3 separate regions of the Homo sapiens genome follow, and all the other regions are linked to region 2. Evidence: read pairs that join two places in POLR2A ChIA-PET (ENCODE). Cell type or tissue: Caco-2. All regions are shown on one strand. Each heading gives the region's core, and the rest is flanking DNA. Links, peaks and the distances in the headings are about the cores only. Region 1 overlaps PCSK2 (proprotein convertase subtilisin/kexin type 2). Region 2 overlaps SNX5 (sorting nexin 5). Region 3 overlaps LOC107985440 (a long non-coding RNA gene).

Region 1 (7,128 bases), core at 2,645-5,144, 500 kb after region 2:
TTAAAATGGGCATAAGGCCTTATAGGTTTGTTGCAGGATGTAAATGTAAATTATGTATGTAAAGTACCTAGCACAGTGCTGGACACTGAATAAAAAGACTTTATTATTATTAATGATAACATATATCACATATATCAGAAGTTAAAGTAAATTAGATTACTATTTCCTAAGTATTGACCTCAATATTTAAAAGTATGTAAATGAACGTTTTTCAGCTTTAAGGCATATTCAACCTTAAAAATCACCAGACATCCAATTAAAATATTAACTTCCCTAAAAAAACAATATTTCAGAAGCAGAGCTAAAATATTCCAGGAAGTCATTGGAACCTTATTGATGATCTAACTTGCTACCTTTTGTTGATAAGACAATAGAGATCCAGAGATGAGTGATTGTCCACTTAGATGCCAGAAGACATTAGCAGTTGTATTTCCCTCCATATCTATCTTTTCTCCTTCCTTATTAAGAAAACTTCAGTTTTATTCAGAACAGCAATGCATTCAGCTATAAAATTACATTTCCCAGCCTCCCTTGAAGTGTGGCGGTGGTCATGTGACAGTTCTAGCCAATGAGAAATAAGCAGAAGCCACTGGGTGGGGCTCCTTGGAAAACCCCTTCAACATGGCTGACTCAGCTGGTTTCCTTCTTTCTTTTCTTTCTTTCTTTTTTTATTTTTCTCTTTCTTTCTCTCTCTCCTTCTCTCTCTCTCTTTTATTTGTTTATTTATTTATTTTTTTGCCCTTTGTGCTTCTCCTTTTCCTGCCTGAAATGTAAACATGGTGGCTGGAGTTCCAGCACGTCTAGAGAACATGAAAGTGGCAGAGCAAAGGAGCAGAAAGCTAGAAAGAGCTGGATTCCCTGATTCACAATGGTACCCCGGTACCCTAAACCAGCCCTGGGTTCCTTATCTCTGTATTTTCTTTCACATGACAGAGAAATAAACCCTTGTCTCTGTTATTATTTGGATTCGTTGTTTCATGCAGAAACATTAAATCTTGACTGAATACCAACACCTAATCAGAGGCAGAAGCCAGCTACCCACACTCTGCACCCAGAGTCATAGATTCACAGAGCTATTGCCTTATTGATCATCCTCACACCCTAGTTCACAGATCAGCGACAGGCTGGCAGCTTAAGTATTCCCGGGGAACAGGCATTGAAAAGTCAGGTTCCTGGGCCACCCATCCCTAGGGATTTGTATTCTATGAGGCTTGGGTGAGGCTTGGGAATGTATTTTTTAAAAAACTTTACCCAGTGTGCTCAATTTCACTAGCTATGAGGGAAGTGCAAATTAAAACTATAATATGACTCCACTGCACATCCATAAGAATGCTAAAATATAGAAGACTAATAATACCACATTTTGGCAAGGATGTGGGGCAACTGTAATTCTCATATACTGCTCAAGGTAGGGTCAATGGGTACACCCACTTCAGGAAACTATTTGACGATATCTACTAGAATTGCACATATGTATATTAATGACCCAACATTTTGACTCCCTAGTAGACGCTCAACAGAAATGTATCTGTATGTTCACCAAAAGGCATGTACAAGAATGTTCCTAACAATATCACTCATAGTAGCCCCAAATGGAAACAATCCAAATATCCATTTATACAATGGAATGATATTCAACAATGAGAATGAACGACCTATAACTACATACAGGAACATGGAGGAATCTCTTGCACTGCTGAGCAACAGGGCACATAAATCGTCTGTTTCTTGATTTGGGTGCTGGCTACATGGGTCTGTTCATTTAGTTAAAATGTCATGGAGCCACACCTAATGAATTTCTTTCTATATACTATACTCGCTAAAGAGTTTACATTAAAAATCCATCCCCTGGAAGGTCAGTTTTGGAAATGTTGTTCCAGTCCAGCATGTGGACCACTTTACTCCAGATGATTTTCTTGAGTCAAAAACTGATCTTCTTATGACATCTACCCCTCGAGCCTAGCTCACCCTCTAGGACCACAGAGAAAGCACCAGGTCATATGAGAGAAACCTAAATATTCGAAGGTGGCAGTCATCCCCCACTAAAATTCTTTGAAATTTCTCTGATATTGGTGATACTGGGAGATGGGAGCAATATTTCCTGTGACTCAAGTAGGCATTTTCAAGCATTAGGCAGAAAAGTACATTATGATATTAAACTACAAAGTGACAACTGGTTAGGAGAGAGAGATGGTTTTCTTTTTCTCCCCTACAGTCATGATGGGGGAAGTGTTGTTCTCTCTCTTTCAAGGTCCTGATGGACATACATTTAGATAATTTGTTGTTATGCATGAGGACTTCCTGTAACCTTATCTCAAGATAAGAGAGAGATGAGCTTTGGGACTGCTCTGTGGAGGCCCTATTCCTCATCCCTCTGGGCTCTCATTTGGAGTATCTCATCCTGACCAATGGTTTTCACTTTTGGCTATTGGAGCCGCTTTGCCTAAAGCTAGAGATGCCTTGGAGTTTACTTCTCCAGAGTAGCTCTTAGCCGATGACTGACTCATATAAGAATATGACAGTCCTGCTTCCTTGCCTGGAGGTAGAACAAACTCTGAGGCCTAATTTACACTCGGGATTAGACTGAGGCCAGAACTTTTGAAGTTGAACCTTTGCTTGGATTCTTCCCCATCCCTAACTTGTTTCCCCTACTCCCTTACTGCCTTTCCTGGGATCCCTTCCTTAATAAATCACTTGCACCAAAATCTCATCTCAGGGTCTGCTTCCAACCTCAGAAAGTTGGTATTTTGAAGAATTTTAGGACCGGCTCCCGTGATGGACTTACCCACAAGCTGCCAGGTGTTATATTTTTTTCCTCTTTATGCCAGCAGAGAATATTAAGTTCATGATCATTGCTTCAAAACAAAGCATGCCTGAATGGTGACTGCATTCTTTTCTGTAGGATATCTGGACGTATGTGCTAAAAGAATGGTGACTAATCAAGGCAGAGCCATGAATCTCTAGGAGTCCAGCAGCCTCACTCCCCCACTTTGATTTATTTAGGTCTTCCATTTGTGTGCCTATGGATCTAGGCATAGGCATAGGATTTTGTTTGTCAAAAATCCAGAAGACTGTGAGTCAAGTCCTGACTTCTGAGGTTGAAAGGGCAACCGGAAACCCTTCTCGCTTTTGGAGCACTCCTGTTCCCTGGCTCTGCACAGCTCAGCTACAGGCAGCAGGCTGTGCTAATTGTCTCCTTGCGGATGCAGTGAGCAAGGCCAGCTCAGGCTCCAGGGCCCACTCAGACCCTGAGATGAACAGTTTTATCTTCAGGAAATGTACATTGGATATGAGTAAATTTTGTTTTCTGTGCTTGATAGGGCAGAGGTCTCTGTGCCTAATAGTTGAGCTTTGACCAGTGTCTTGGCATCATAAATTTTCTATCTGAATTTTGTTAGAAGAGTCAAAGTTTAGACTTGTCCAAAAAGAGAAGTCACTCTCAATTTGGGGTCTTATCTGTAAAGGGAGGATAATTATGCCTTTTCTTGTGAAGGTAGAGGGTTGAACTAGGTAATCTGTTGAAGCCCCTTTCTATTCTAGGAACCAACTCCTGCCTCCTTTGCAAATCAGAAAATGCACTGCCTATGTGGAGAGAGACAAGCAGGGCTGCCTAGAGATTGATGCTGGGAGCCCTGGTTGCCTAGCAACTCTACTCTCCTTCCCCAAGAGACTGAATCCAACTTCTCACAAGTTGCTGGGAACTGCATTCTCTGACAATTCCCTACACAGCCGGCACTTACACTCACACTATGTGTGTGGTGTCTGAAGCCCATGTGTTCATTCTGTGAACATAAGGCCAGCCTCAGGTATCATTAAAAGAAAGTAGAGTAGCAGGTGGGCAGGTACCTCCACTGCTACTCAAATCCAAGGTGTGTCCAGCAGTAGCAATATGTGGCCTCTCCATAGGATGGTGAGGACATAGGAGATGGTCTCCTCTTACCTTCAGCTTGGAAGGTCTCCCAGGAAAGCCCATATCTTGGTCTACACTGCGTGACTTTGCCTATCTTGTTTCAGTGTTAAAAAGTGAATCCACTTCACAAATTAACAAATCTTGAGTGGGACCACTTTGTTTGCCACATGTTCTGAAACACCAGCCTGGCAATTTGATTTGTCTTCAAGTAGCTGATTGTGAATATCACTGGAGTAGAAGAGCCCAGGGATACACAGAGGATAGAGGGGTAAATTTGATGAAGAAAGAAATATCTCTGTGCCTTCACTGGGTATCTGAGTAAGTTGCTAATACGTGCTGCTGGGTGTTGTGTGCTCCCAGGAATGTGGTTTTATGGTGTGTGCGTGTGTGTGTGTATGCACACGCACGTGTGCTGGTGGGCACATGGGCCACTTAGAAATGCACAGCAGAGTTCATTGGCCCTGACTATTCATGGCCTCTCACATCAACTTTTCCCTCCATGGACACCTGGCATGTGGGCAGAGAGACACGTGTTAGTCCACCCTGCAGAGCTGGCCCTGGACCCAGAGCTATGAACATACTTAGCCTCCAGAGCCAGTGCAAACACACCAGCTGCCTCGGGGGCAGCTGCAGATGTCCCAGAATGCCTCAGAGTGCAGTTGCCGTACAAATCTGTGGTTGCCTGGAAGGGAAGATAATGAGTAATGAGTGGATAAATCACGCTATTTTGAACCCCCGCACAATGTGGAGCAGGGGATTATCTACTCCTTTTATTTATTCATTTATTTATTGAGACAGCCTCACTCTGTTGCCCAGGCTGGAGTGCAGTGGCATGATCTTGGCTCATGGCAACCTCCGCCTCCCAGGTTCAAGCGATTCTCCTGCCTCAGCCTCCTGAATTAGCTGGGATTACAGGCACGTGCCACCATGCCCGGCTAATTTTTGTAATTTTAGTAGAGACAGGGTTTCGCCATGTTGACCAAGCTGGTCTCAAACTCCTGACCTCAGGTGATCCACCTGCCTCAGCCTTCCAAAGGATTACAGGCATGAGTCACTGCCCCCAGCCTACTCCTTTTATTTAACCTATGCTTTGTTCCCAAGAAGATTAAGATGAAACTAAGGATAAACTTAGCATCCATATGCCTCTCTTTTGCCCTAGATTTTATCTGAGCTTCCTAGTAGCCCACGTAAAAGGGGATATATAGTCAGTTATAGTTACAGTGTCCACAAGATAAATGAGTTGTTCAAAGAAGCATATCTGTGGCTATTCCAGAGACTACAGAGAGATTTATTTCCTGAAACCTAAAAGGAAACATTATGAAGTGGAAAGTGATGTCAATACCCCCACCCTAGTTTTGTTGCATTGGGACTGGCCCTTGAAAGGCCAAAGGCCACTTCATCAGCATTTCTTTTTCCTTCTTGGGGGAAAGAAGGCATTCCCGAAGAGGAAAGAATCAACATGCTCAGCTAAAGTCTCTCTAGAAGGGCAGGCTATTAAAACATGTTTCTCTACATCTAAAATCCACGGAGAGATTCTGAGATGTGTTGAGTCAAGACAACCCAATATGTGGGTATCACCTCCACAACTCTTATTTAGAGGGGAGACTGGTAAACAGATTTTTAAAGGACTTTCACAAAGTGAAAAACCTCATTTTCAATGTTTGTGAGAGCCAGGGTGTTCATTAAAATCATGTATAAACGACGGGAATTCTTCCTCTGTCTGTAGGATCCTCAAGAGAGCTTATTATTTTGAGGAAGAAATTACCAGGGAGGTTTAAGGGCATCTATTGAGCAAAATTATAGTACTCACAGGAAACTCAAGGCCTTTAGCCAGCCCAAGTAGAAAGAGTCATAAATACGGGTCGAGGACAAATTTACACCACTGAGAGGTCTTTGGGGTAGGGAGTGGAGCTTTCAGGCGTGAGAGTGAAGTGTCACCTCACCTGTCCCTGTCTGCTCTGCCCTTCTCCCTTTCTGTCCATACAGCTTACAGGATAAGAGGGGTCAAAGCCCCCTTCTGTTTGGGAGGAGCTGGCACATTCTTCATCCTCCCCAAGACCAAGGGGGAATGCAGGAGGGCTCGTGGGAAGGACAGGCTTTTAAGGTCTGCGTCCCTTCCAGGTAAAGGGCTTCTCCTCGCTCACGCAGGGGCATGGCCATCTTGCCAAGTTGGGATCCCACGTGGGAGCGTGGGATCGAAACACTGGATGGTACTAATGATTTTGTCCTGAGCTCCTGTCCTCCTGTCTCAAGAAGCCTCAGTGGAGATGGGTGCAGCCAGTCAGGATATAATTCATGCATGACTACTGAACCACCTACTAAATCCTGGTTTGGAGGTGTAAGAAAAGGCTGATCTGTGAGCAAAATCTCCAGAGAGGAAAAGATCCAAAAAAGCTTATTATGCTTTACAGATGATGTATTTCCCAGGGGCTTGGAAAATTCACCATTATACCTAGTTGCCAAGAAAGGAAGATTTTTTTTTCTTTGCTCAGAAAAGAGCAACAAACAATAAATCTGTGATTATTAATCTTTTTGTTCTAAAAATCATGGCTCCATTTTAAAATATGATGAAAATCACAACTCTTTCCCTGAGAAAATAACAGATGTGTGTGCAATTTTACGGGGTTTATGGATCCAGAAAAGTCCATCCGTGAATGTTGTTTTTTAAATTGCTATAAATAAACAGATGGGTTCTTGTTTCAGACAGGGTTACAGTGTGATGCCTTGGTTCTTACAATGAGTTAGTTATTCTTGTAAGTGATGGAATGGGGCAACTGATTGGTAAACCAGACTTCATCATTACTTGTAAGCCAGAAACAATAAACAAGAAAATCTATGGAAAACGATCCAGAAAGGAGTCCTCACCGATCATGCTACTAGCTCGCAGATGGGAGGTCTGTGCTTTGTTAGAAAGCAGGACTGGGCATAGAGAAAAGGGGTCTTCCCTTCAGAGCCTTAGTTCAGGCTCTGAGGGAGGGGACAGGAGGGGAGCAAGCCAGTGTCCCAGCATCCCACCCTGACACAGAGGTGCAGTGGCCCTAAGGAAACAAGGACAGAAGGGGACGTGCTCACCACACCGGCCTCGGGGTTCCTTTTCCTCCCGTTGCTGAAGGTGGAAGCCAAGGTGGAAGAGCAGCTCTCGTCGTACAGGGCAGTCCTGCCGTCGTTGATGGCTGAGTTGATGGAGATGGTCCACATGCTGGAGGCGTAGCCGTCGC
Region 2 (2,500 bases), core at 1-2,500:
TTGGTAGAGACGGGGTTTCACCGTGTTGGCCAAGATGTTCTCGATCTCCTGACCTTGTGATCTAGCTGCCTCCACCTCCCAAAGTGCTGGGATTACAGGCGTGAGCCACCGTGCCTGGCCACTTTTTGTATTTTTAGTAGAGACGGGGTTTCACCATGTTGGTCAGGCTGGTCTCGATCTCCTGACCTCAAGTGATCTGCCTACCTTGGCATCCCAAATTGCTGGGATTGCAGGCGTGAGCCACCACACCCAGCCAGAAGTCAGTTTTAAAACTTAAATTATTTGAGAGTAGGTATATTTTCAATTTGATTCTTACAAGTGACCTAAGGGATCTGGAAAAGAGGTAAAACTTTGCATGGTAAAGGTCCGGCATGCCCAAGGCTGGACTTGGTTCTAAAGCCTGCTTTGTTAACTGTTGTAAACGGCCACTGTAAGCATTGTAACATCTGTGGCCTAAGTCAGAGACTCAAGTGTTGGCCAGCAGGGCTAAGGAGTACTCTGAGCCCTTCAAGCTTAAGGGGGGATGGAGGCAGAGGCAAGTGAGAGGGGAAGAGTGGAGCCTGGCAATTATTTAGCAAGTTCTGTAGCACTGTGGAGTGGGTTTGTTGACTAAGCAGAAGGAATGCTGAACTTTTGGTCACACTTGATGCTTCCCGAGTGAGAGTACAAATGCTGACTTAGAAGCTCTAGTCATTTCACAAGTTTCTACCCATGTTTGTCTCATCTGGAGGGTTATATGCTATAATATGAGAAAGTTCATTTAACTTGCGCCTGGGGGACATTGAGTTAATGATGGCCTGGATGCTGAGGGGTTTTGCCAATACTCTCTTTTAGACAGTTCTTTAAGGCCCAAATACAACATTGCATTATTTGCTTATTTGGTGGTTAGGACTGTCATGTCAAGTGATTGGAGTTTTGCTTGAATCCCTTCCTAGGGCGAAATGTCTGGGCAAAATGGCTGCTAGTGAACCTCGGATGTTTGATATGCTGTGGTTGCAGTCACTCATAACCTAGTGGTTTTCTTCTTTTTGTCTTCATCACATTCTGAAACAAAAAATATGTTTCTATACTAACCAGAAAGGAAGACAGGTATAGTCGGGGGTATTACCTCTACATGGGGAAAGGGACGAAAAGAGAAGATAATTATTCAGAGGAACGAAAAGCAGCTAAAGCAGCTGGTAGCATCCATTGCAGCTTTAACTGTGGTGCACAAATGAGCTCCATTTACTTGATTACATCCCCCTTGGGTCCTCCTATTCGAATTCCAAGGGTATCCCATGTGGAGTTCACAGGCTCACTGAGTTTGCTGGGCTTGTGAGCGAAAATGGAACTGTCAGCATATTCATTTGAGCAGTGCTAGAAGTCAGGGTTTGTGACTTTAGGAAATGGAATCTTAGGAAATGTGGCAGTTTTTGAGCTCTGGGAAAGGCACCTTAGACCTGTCCTGTGAGCTGTCCTATGTCTCCTCCAGAGACCATGGCTACTTCTTAGGCCTGGCTCTGTTTATTCCTGTTCTTGGGCCTGCCTGACCTTGACAGATAAGCCTAAGATCAGTAGAGTCGTTGGTATAGCCTCTGCAATCACATCTCAGTTAATGATTTGAGGTATTTTTAAAGGCTGTATTTGCCAGTGTTAACTTAGCAGAAGGAAGGAAGCTCTTATCAGAAAATACGCCAAAGCTGGAGTCAGTTATGATCAAATGAAGTCGCAGACCTTGAAGCTTTATCTTTGTTTGCAGAGATCTCACAAATGGACATGTGAAAATTAAGCCAGACAAGCAGATATTTCATAGGAGTTATCAAGAATTCATGTGGAAGAAAAATACTTAGGTTGAGATGTGAGGACTCAAAAGTATCTGTTTTGATCTTACTAATAGTTGATGTTAAAATCAACTTCTGGTGACTACTTGAGCTTAATTTTTTGGAGGAAAGCCATTGTAATAGGCTCCCTCTGGCTTTCAGAATTATAAATATACAGTGCTTAAGGAAAAAGGGAGTACTTGAAACTTAAGTAATCCATGTGCTTTTAGTGAATATATTTAGTCTTTTTATAGCTGATTGACCAGATTTTCAAGTTTTAGAGGTTAAGTACATAAGTTTTTAGTCTTGAACTTTTTATTTTGAAGAAAGGGACCCAAAGGGAAATTTGGAGTGAAATACCTCATCTTCTTAATTGTAATCTTCACTTGGCATTCCGTGCTTTGGGTAATCCAGTGTTATGACAACTTTACTTTAGCACTCCTTACAGTAAAAGGAATGGGGCAATGAGATGCTTACGCTATGAGTTCCTCGTGCCTTGTGTGTCAGGTTTTCAGATTGACCACCACCTTGTCTGCTTTAATGTACTTTTATTTAAGTCACTTTTCCCTAATAGCCCAGTTCCTATTAGTGCTGCCACTGTTCTCTCCTCTCTTTTTTTTTTTTTTTTTTTTGACGGGCAGAAATGGAGTTAGGTAGTTTTTTTCCTCTCAATTTCCAGCTCAGAAAATCAGTTAATTGAG
Region 3 (7,128 bases), core at 1,883-4,382, 140 kb after region 2:
AATTGTTCCTAGCCCCAGGTCACTGCATTTTTCTTGGTGGTCTTATACACCCTGCCCATACCTTTGTAAACAGTCCTTTTAATAAGTCATCTGGAATTCTCTTAATTTGATTGTGACATTTGTTTCCTGTTGGGACTCTGTAATGACCATGTTCCTCGGACACAAACTCTGAGACAGAGGTTATATGCAGGAAGTTTTCGGACAGTGCTCTTGGGCAGAGGGAGGAGTTGAACTGCGATGTTGTCACCATGAGGGCTGGAGCTGGCCCTGTGGGAGATCTGAAGCTGGGATAGTCTTTGGAGTTATTCCAGTCCAGGCAAGGGGGCCCAAATGACCAGACATTGGATGCCAGGAGGGGACATAAGCTTGGTCAAAGTGGGTCTCTTCAGGTGAGGGCAGTTCTCAGGAAGGGCCCCCTGGCAGCAGGGACAGCCTGGCCTCTAGGGCAAGGAGAGCCTGGGTCTCAAAGCGGGAGGGGTTGGGGGTTATGGGGAGGCCCCTGGAATGCACTGCAGACCCAACCTTGGTCTGGTCGCTAGGCCGGGCCTTTTGTTCGCTGCATCCTGACACCTAGCACAGTGTCCCACACAGTGTAGGAGCTCAGCCAATATTTGTTGAATGAATGACTGAATGGAGTAACAACAAGCTTCTTTAATTGATTAAAATTCATAAAACTCAGAGCGCTTATGTATCGCTGCTTTTTTCAATTTTTATTTTTTAACTTTTTGTTTTGAAATACTTTCACACTTAGAAAAAAACTTATAAAAATGAGACAAAAATCATCCAGGTTTCCCAACTTGTAACATTTGCCTCTCTCTCTTATATATGTGTGTATATACACGTATTCACATATATATACGCAAACTGTTATTAATTTCTGAAACACTTTAGAAAGTTGGAGACCTCCTGCCCCTTTATCGTTAAATATTTCAGCATCTATCTCCTAAACATGAAGACATCTTCTTACACACCTGCGGTGCAATTTATCAAATTCAAGAGATAGAACACTGACTCATAGCTACTATCTGATGTACAGTCCCTTATAGAAACTCCCTCCCCACGTCAAGGATTTGATCCCGGATTACACCCTGCCCTCCACTGTCTTGTCTCTTGGTCTTTTTCCTTTGTCCTTCATGGCCCTGGCATTTTAAAGGACCCATTGTTTCAGGAAATGCTCTCAAGTTCAGGTCTGTCTGTTTCCTTATGATCAGATGAAGGCTGTGCCATTGGCAGGAACCACTCTTCATCTCCAAACCTAGTGGGTTCAAAGTTCACTGCGTCTCTCTTCCCTGTACTCTCCTCAGGGAGGAGCCACTATACCCAGTTTCTATTCTTAGGTCCAAGGGTGAAATCACCTACTCAAGGTCGCACACTTAATGACTGAGCTAAGTCCAGGTACCCTTAGCTGCCGCTCAGCATCTTTTTCACCACACCTGGTAAAAGAAGGGACTTCCACAAACACTTCCCCTCTCCCTTGGCCTCTGGAGGAGGCACCCACTTCCTAACCCAGCCCTTCGTTGTGCTAACTGGGGTAATGGGCTACCTTGATTTTCAAAATAAAGCCTCTAGAGCTGCTCTCAGAAGGGAAACCTCTGGAAGAGGGCTTGTAGGAGGGGGAGGAGGGAGAAGGGGGAGTGAGACAGGACGCTGGCAGGGCGGAGAGTTTGAGGGTGAGAGGGAGGGCTGGGTGAGCCCCTGCCCTGTGGCGTGGGCTTTGGAGACAGAGACGGACAGAAGGACTCTGTAAGAAGTTTGCAGTGGGCAGCGTTGGGTTTGGCACATGGCTCCCGACCCCCAACTCTTTCCTCTCCTCCTATGTTTGCCTGCTCAAGAGACTTGAGAAAAAAAAAGGTTTTCAGGGCTTTGGGAGAGGTCTGTGTTTATTCAAAGGCCACTGTGTTTAGATGGGCCCCAGCATGGCCCAGTTATATCCTGGTTACATATGAATGGCGGTGATTTCATTTGGATCAAGGATAAGAGATATGTTTGTGTAATAAACACTTAGAGATGAAACAGGTTGTCCTGGCAGGGTTCCCCAAGGGACTTTTCTAGAGCCGGGGTCGTCAGGGTTGTTGAGTTGGAAAAGACCCCAGAAAGAGCTCTTCTTTATTTCCCTCCAGTTATTTCCCTCCAGTTATTTCGTGAGTGCAAGTTTTGTGTCCCCAGACAGGCTGAACCTTCCAAGGCGCAAGCGTTAGGCCCTGTGAGCCCTCGTTCTGCCACATACTGCCTGTTGAAGTCTCTCACCTCTTTGGGCCTCAGCTCCTTCACCTATGAAATGGGCTTATAAATAGCGACTCTCAGACAGGATGTGCATGGATTAAATGGGATGCTGCCTCCCGACGCACTAGATGGGCTGTAGAGCATGGCACGTGTGTAAGGAACACACGTGTCATTCAGGACAGTGCCAGGGGGTTGGTGGAATACTACAGGACAGAGGAACAAAGCACTGATCTGCCAGCCCCAGGCATCTCAAGTTCAAACTCACCGTGAGCTTTCCCTGTCCTGGCTTCCCCTTGTCACAGTGGAGACGGGCCCAAGAGGGACCTGAGGCCTGAGGGGGTCTGTGCGGTGGCTGCAGGGGGCTGCTTACTGGAAAGAAGGCCTTGGGGAAGTCCCTAGCTTCCAGATTCTCCCCAGGAGCTGCCACTGGAAACCTTTGTCTGGAGACCAAAACTTTTCAAGACTTGACCATGAAGATTTCTGATTTCCCTGGAGAACAGCTCCTCCGAGCAAATCATCCCCTATCCTGGCTTTCAGCCTCGCAGCCCACACCTTTGACATCTCCACGGTAGAGCCAATCTATGCAGCTGGGCCCACTCTCCTCTGCTCCATCGGCAGTCCCACCTCCTTGTCTCCTTTCAGGGGGTCCCACTTTCCAAGTTCACCCCACTTCCAATGCACCTTCCAGATCATGTCAATCCCTGCTCAAAAGCCTTCTGACGCCCTCCGTAGTAAATGTTTTTTAGGTTTGGCCTAAAGCTGCATCTTGTAAGTTAGGCCTAAAGGTTTCTCCAGACACAGTGAACTGTAACCTAGCTGGATGTGTAAACAGACTGTAACCTACTCTTGTGCCAATCACCCAGCTTCAACCAATCACAAGTGGCCAACTGTTAAGTAAGACAAACTCCCAGTTGTAACCGGTCCGGCTGTTTCTGTACCACATTTCCTTCTTCTGGCTGCAGCTTTCTTTTTTCTGTCCATAAATCCTCTCTGACCACGTAGCAGCACTGGAGTCTCTCTGAACCTATTCTGGTTTGGGGGCTGCCCAATTCAAGAATTCTTCCTTGCTCAATTAAACTTTGTTAAATGTGTCTAAAGTTTTTCTTTTAACCATGTTAACCCCCCAGCTTTGCTCTCAAGTCCCTTCATCATTAGAGCCCACCTCACCTTTTCCAGCAAGATCTTTTTTTTTCCCCCTCTGTCGCCCAGGCTGGAGTGCAGTGGCAAGATCTCAGCTCACTGCAACCTCTGCCTCTTGGTTCAAGTGATTCTCCTGCCTCAGCCTCCTGAGTAGCTGAGATTACAGGTGCCCGCCACGATGCCCAGCTGATTTTTTGTATTTTTAGTAGACCTGGGTTTTGCCATGTTGGCCAGTCTGGTCTAGAACTCCTGGCCTCAAGTGATTTGCTTGCCTTGGCCTCCCACAGCGCTGGGATTACAGGCATGAGCCACGGCACCTGGCTTTCTACCCAGATCTTTAACCATCCTTCATGTGCTGTCCACTACAAACCCTGCCCCTCGATGTTCTTTGGTATACCTTGGGTTTTCCTGCCTCTGGGTCTTTTTTCTTTTCTTTTCTTTTCTTTTCTTTTCTTTTCTTTTTTTTTTTTTTTTTTTGAGATGGAGTCTTGCTCTGTTGCCCAGGCTGGAGTGCAGTGGTGCAATCTCGGTTCACTACAACCTCTGCCTCCCGGGTTCAAGCAATTCTCCTGCCTCAGCCTCCCAAGTAGCTGGGACTACAGGCGCCTGCCACCACGCCCGGCCAATTTTTTGTATTTTTAGTAGAGACAAGATTTCACCGTGTTAGCCAGGATGGTCTCAATCTCCTGACCTCGTGATCCGCCCGTGTTGGCCTCCCAAAGTGCTGGGATTACAGGCGTGAGCCACCGCACCTGGCCCCCTTTAGATCTTTTTTAATGCTGTTCCTCCTGCTTGGAATGTCCTCCTTCAGTAATTTCTACCCATTCTCCAAGCCTCATCCCGAATGCCTCCTCCCCGTCATCCTACCCCCAACTGGACCCACTCTTTCCTGCAGTTTATGCTTGGCATTCACCAGACCCTGCCTTGTTTCCATCTTTGGAACAAGCACGCATCAGCTTGCAAGAGCCAGTTTTGGGAATCTCTTCTCAACTCTGGGTTCATCGAAGTCATTTTGGCAGTTTGAAATCAGTCCTGGTTTACTTATGCCAGGGAAATCAGCAAATGTTACAAGTCGGGGTCCTCCCATCCCCCAGAAAGCTGGCTACCAGCACAGCACTGCTTATCTTCCTATTCCCTGGGCTGGATGCGAGCTTCATGAGGGAGGGCGGGGCATCTCTGAAAGCCCATGTGTCTCCCACCAACAGCTCTTGACAGGCACCGCACTCAACAGGAACTTTAAGCTGAAGTTTAACTCGTGTGATGCAAGGGTCCCTGAAACTGGACGTGAGATGGGTAAGGTAGTGGAGTCATGAGAGAGGGGAGAGGCTCTGAACATTAAAAGTACCAAAAACTCACCCTTTTCTATTCCGGGTGTCAAAGACCACCAAGGACCCCACCACTCTTGTGGCCTCCCATTTTTTACCTTCCATGTTTGAAAAATGACAATAGTTAATACTTCCTGGATGCTGTGGTAGGTTAAAGATGGCCACACATTCTTTGCTACTCTTCTTGTTGGGATGTGGGGTCTGTGTCCCTTCTTGCTGAATTTGGAGAGGCTCTGTGGGCACTTGGCCAGTAGAAAATGGTGGAAGTGCTGCCATACTAGTTTCTGGGCCAGGCCTTAGGTGTCTGTGTCTGGCAGCTTCCACTTCCACTGCTGGGACTCCTGCTCTGGGAGCTTTGACCTTTGTAAGAAGTTTGACTACCCTGGGCTGGTCATCCTGAAGAGGCCACGTGTGGGTACTCTGATCAATATCCCAGCTAAGATCAGCCTTCCAGCTGTCCCCACCAATGCACCAGACATGTAAGTGAAGCTCCTTCAAACCAGCCAACTTACCTTCTAGACACAAAGGGACTGTCCTAGAGCCATGAGGAGCAGAACAGTTGCCCAACCCAGCCCTGCCCAGATTCCCAATCCATAAAATTGTGAGAGATAGTAGAATGGGGGTTGTCTTGGATCACTAAGCCTTGGAGTCATTTGTTACACAGCAGTGCTTACTTAACTTACTATGTTTCAGACACTGGGCTGGGCATTTTAGTTGCTTTATTCCAATTAATCTTTACACCATCTTCATGGAGCAAGCCTTATTATCATCTCCTTTTTACAGATGAGGCAATTGAGGCTTAGAGAGGTTGAGTGCTATGGAATGAATTGTGTCTCCCCCAGAATATGTATGCTGGAGCCCTCACCCCCAAATGTGGCTATATTTAGAGGTAGGGTCTTTAAAGAAGTAATTAAGGTTAAATGAGTCATAGATCATAAGGGTGGGGCCCTAATCTGATATGATTAGTGTCCTTAGAAGAAGAGGAAAAGAGCAGAAGTTCATATGCACAGAGAAAAGGCCATGAAGACAGTAAGAAGGCAAGCCAAAGGTGTAGGATAAACCAGCCCTGCTGACAACTTGATCTTGAACTTCCAGCCTCCAGATGAGAATACATTTCTGTTTAAGCCACCCAGTCCGTGATGTTTGTGACGGCAGCCTGAGCAGACTCACACACTGAGAGCATCCCAAGGTCATACCAATACAGCCCTAGACCCTCACAAGTAGGGGGCCCTACCCCGCACCCAGTACTGTAGAGGGCCCTTCTCTGGCCCTCCTCTGGCCTTGCCCCTCCCCACAGACTGAGGAGTCTGGTTGCTGTGGGATCATGTCTACTCAGGGCCTGAGACCTTCTGGGCCATATTTCATGTACCTGGGGCCCTGGAATTTTTTTTTTTTTTTTTTTAAGATACAGTCTTGTTCTGTTGCGTGCGCTGGAGTGCAGTGGTGTGATCATAGCTCACTTCAGCCTTGACCTCCTGGGCTCAAGTGATCCTCCCACTTCAACCTCCTGAGTAGCTGGGACCACAGGCACATGCCACCATGCCCAGCTAATTTAAAAAAAATTTTTTTATAGAGATAATGTCCCGTTATGTTGCCCAGGCTGGTCTGGAACTCCTGGGCTAAAGTAGTCCTCCCGCCTTGGCCTCACAAAGTTCTGGGATTATAGTCAGGAGCCACCATGCCCAGCCCAACCCTGGATTTTCTGCCCAAATGGTTAGGAGCCTCCTCCCAGGACCCATGTTGGTCTTGTTTCTAGGTGTGTCCCCCCAAAAGTGACCTGAGACTAGAGCAGGTAGGTGCAGGAGCTATCAAGTGGTAGCTCTTCGTGGACATGTGGATGGGACTTGGATTTCAGGCTGAGTATCTGTGTGCATGCACACAAGACCCCCTGCAATGCCAGACAGAATTGTTGTGGGACAGGTAAGAGGCCAGGCCATGGCCAGGGTGAACTCTTCTTAGACTGCCACACTCTGGAGTAGAACCGTGCAGAGCCCTAGAATCCTGAACTCAAATCCAGCCTCATGGGTCATATATGTCAAAGTAGGAGCATGGAACATATTTTATTGAACAGTTTGTTTGCTTGATTTATAGTGTTTAAATACTCAGACATATGGCACATGGGCCGCCATTTGGACCCGTGAGCTAGGCCTGCCTGCACAGCTGCCGTGACTGAGCCAGGGCCGGAGCCCAGGGCCACCACACGGGATCCCTCCAAGCTTATTGCCCAGAGAAGGGTAGAGATAGTGGGGCGGATGGGCTAAGAGGAGATGCAAATACTAGTGCTTTTAAGTCCACTATTAGCCAGGTGTGGTGGTGCACACCTGTAGTCCCAGCTACTTGGGAGGCTGAAGCAGGAGGATCACTTGAGTCCAGGAGTTCCAGGCTACAGTGAGCTATGATTGCACCACTGCAGAGTGAGACCCTGTCTCAAAACAAAAAA

The links. Peaks named below come from ENCODE experiments on the same cell type or tissue, not always from the same donor. Only the 100,000 strongest peaks of a DNase experiment are listed, where the experiment ranks them.
Region 1: POLR2A ChIA-PET joins it to region 2 with 11 read pairs; 2 of 35 experiments call an interaction of 5 or more read pairs at or near these places.
Region 3: POLR2A ChIA-PET joins it to region 2 with 11 read pairs; 5 of 35 experiments call an interaction of 5 or more read pairs at or near these places.

What each region holds. Positions count from the first base shown.
Region 1 is chr20:17,453,812-17,460,939 of GRCh38, reverse strand. It overlaps PCSK2 (proprotein convertase subtilisin/kexin type 2), which reads right to left. Exons shown (of 12, transcript NM_002594.5): 9 at 6,983-7,128; 10 at 4,492-4,592. Among named protein-coding and RNA genes, the nearest start is that of BFSP1, 74 kb to the left of the region's middle. In Caco-2, for the core only: no CTCF peak of the experiment used is centred there; no DNase peak of the experiment used is centred there.
Region 2 is chr20:17,957,934-17,960,433 of GRCh38, reverse strand. All of the region lies in intron 1 of SNX5 (sorting nexin 5), which reads left to right. Among named protein-coding and RNA genes, the nearest start is that of SNORD17, 3.8 kb to the left of the region's middle. In Caco-2, for the core only: no CTCF peak of the experiment used is centred there; DNase peaks (open chromatin) are centred at 534 and 1,512.
Region 3 is chr20:17,818,108-17,825,235 of GRCh38, reverse strand. All of the region lies in intron 2 of LOC107985440 (a long non-coding RNA gene), which reads left to right. Among named protein-coding and RNA genes, the nearest start is that of BANF2, 120 kb to the right of the region's middle. In Caco-2, for the core only: no CTCF peak of the experiment used is centred there; a DNase peak (open chromatin) is centred at 3,095.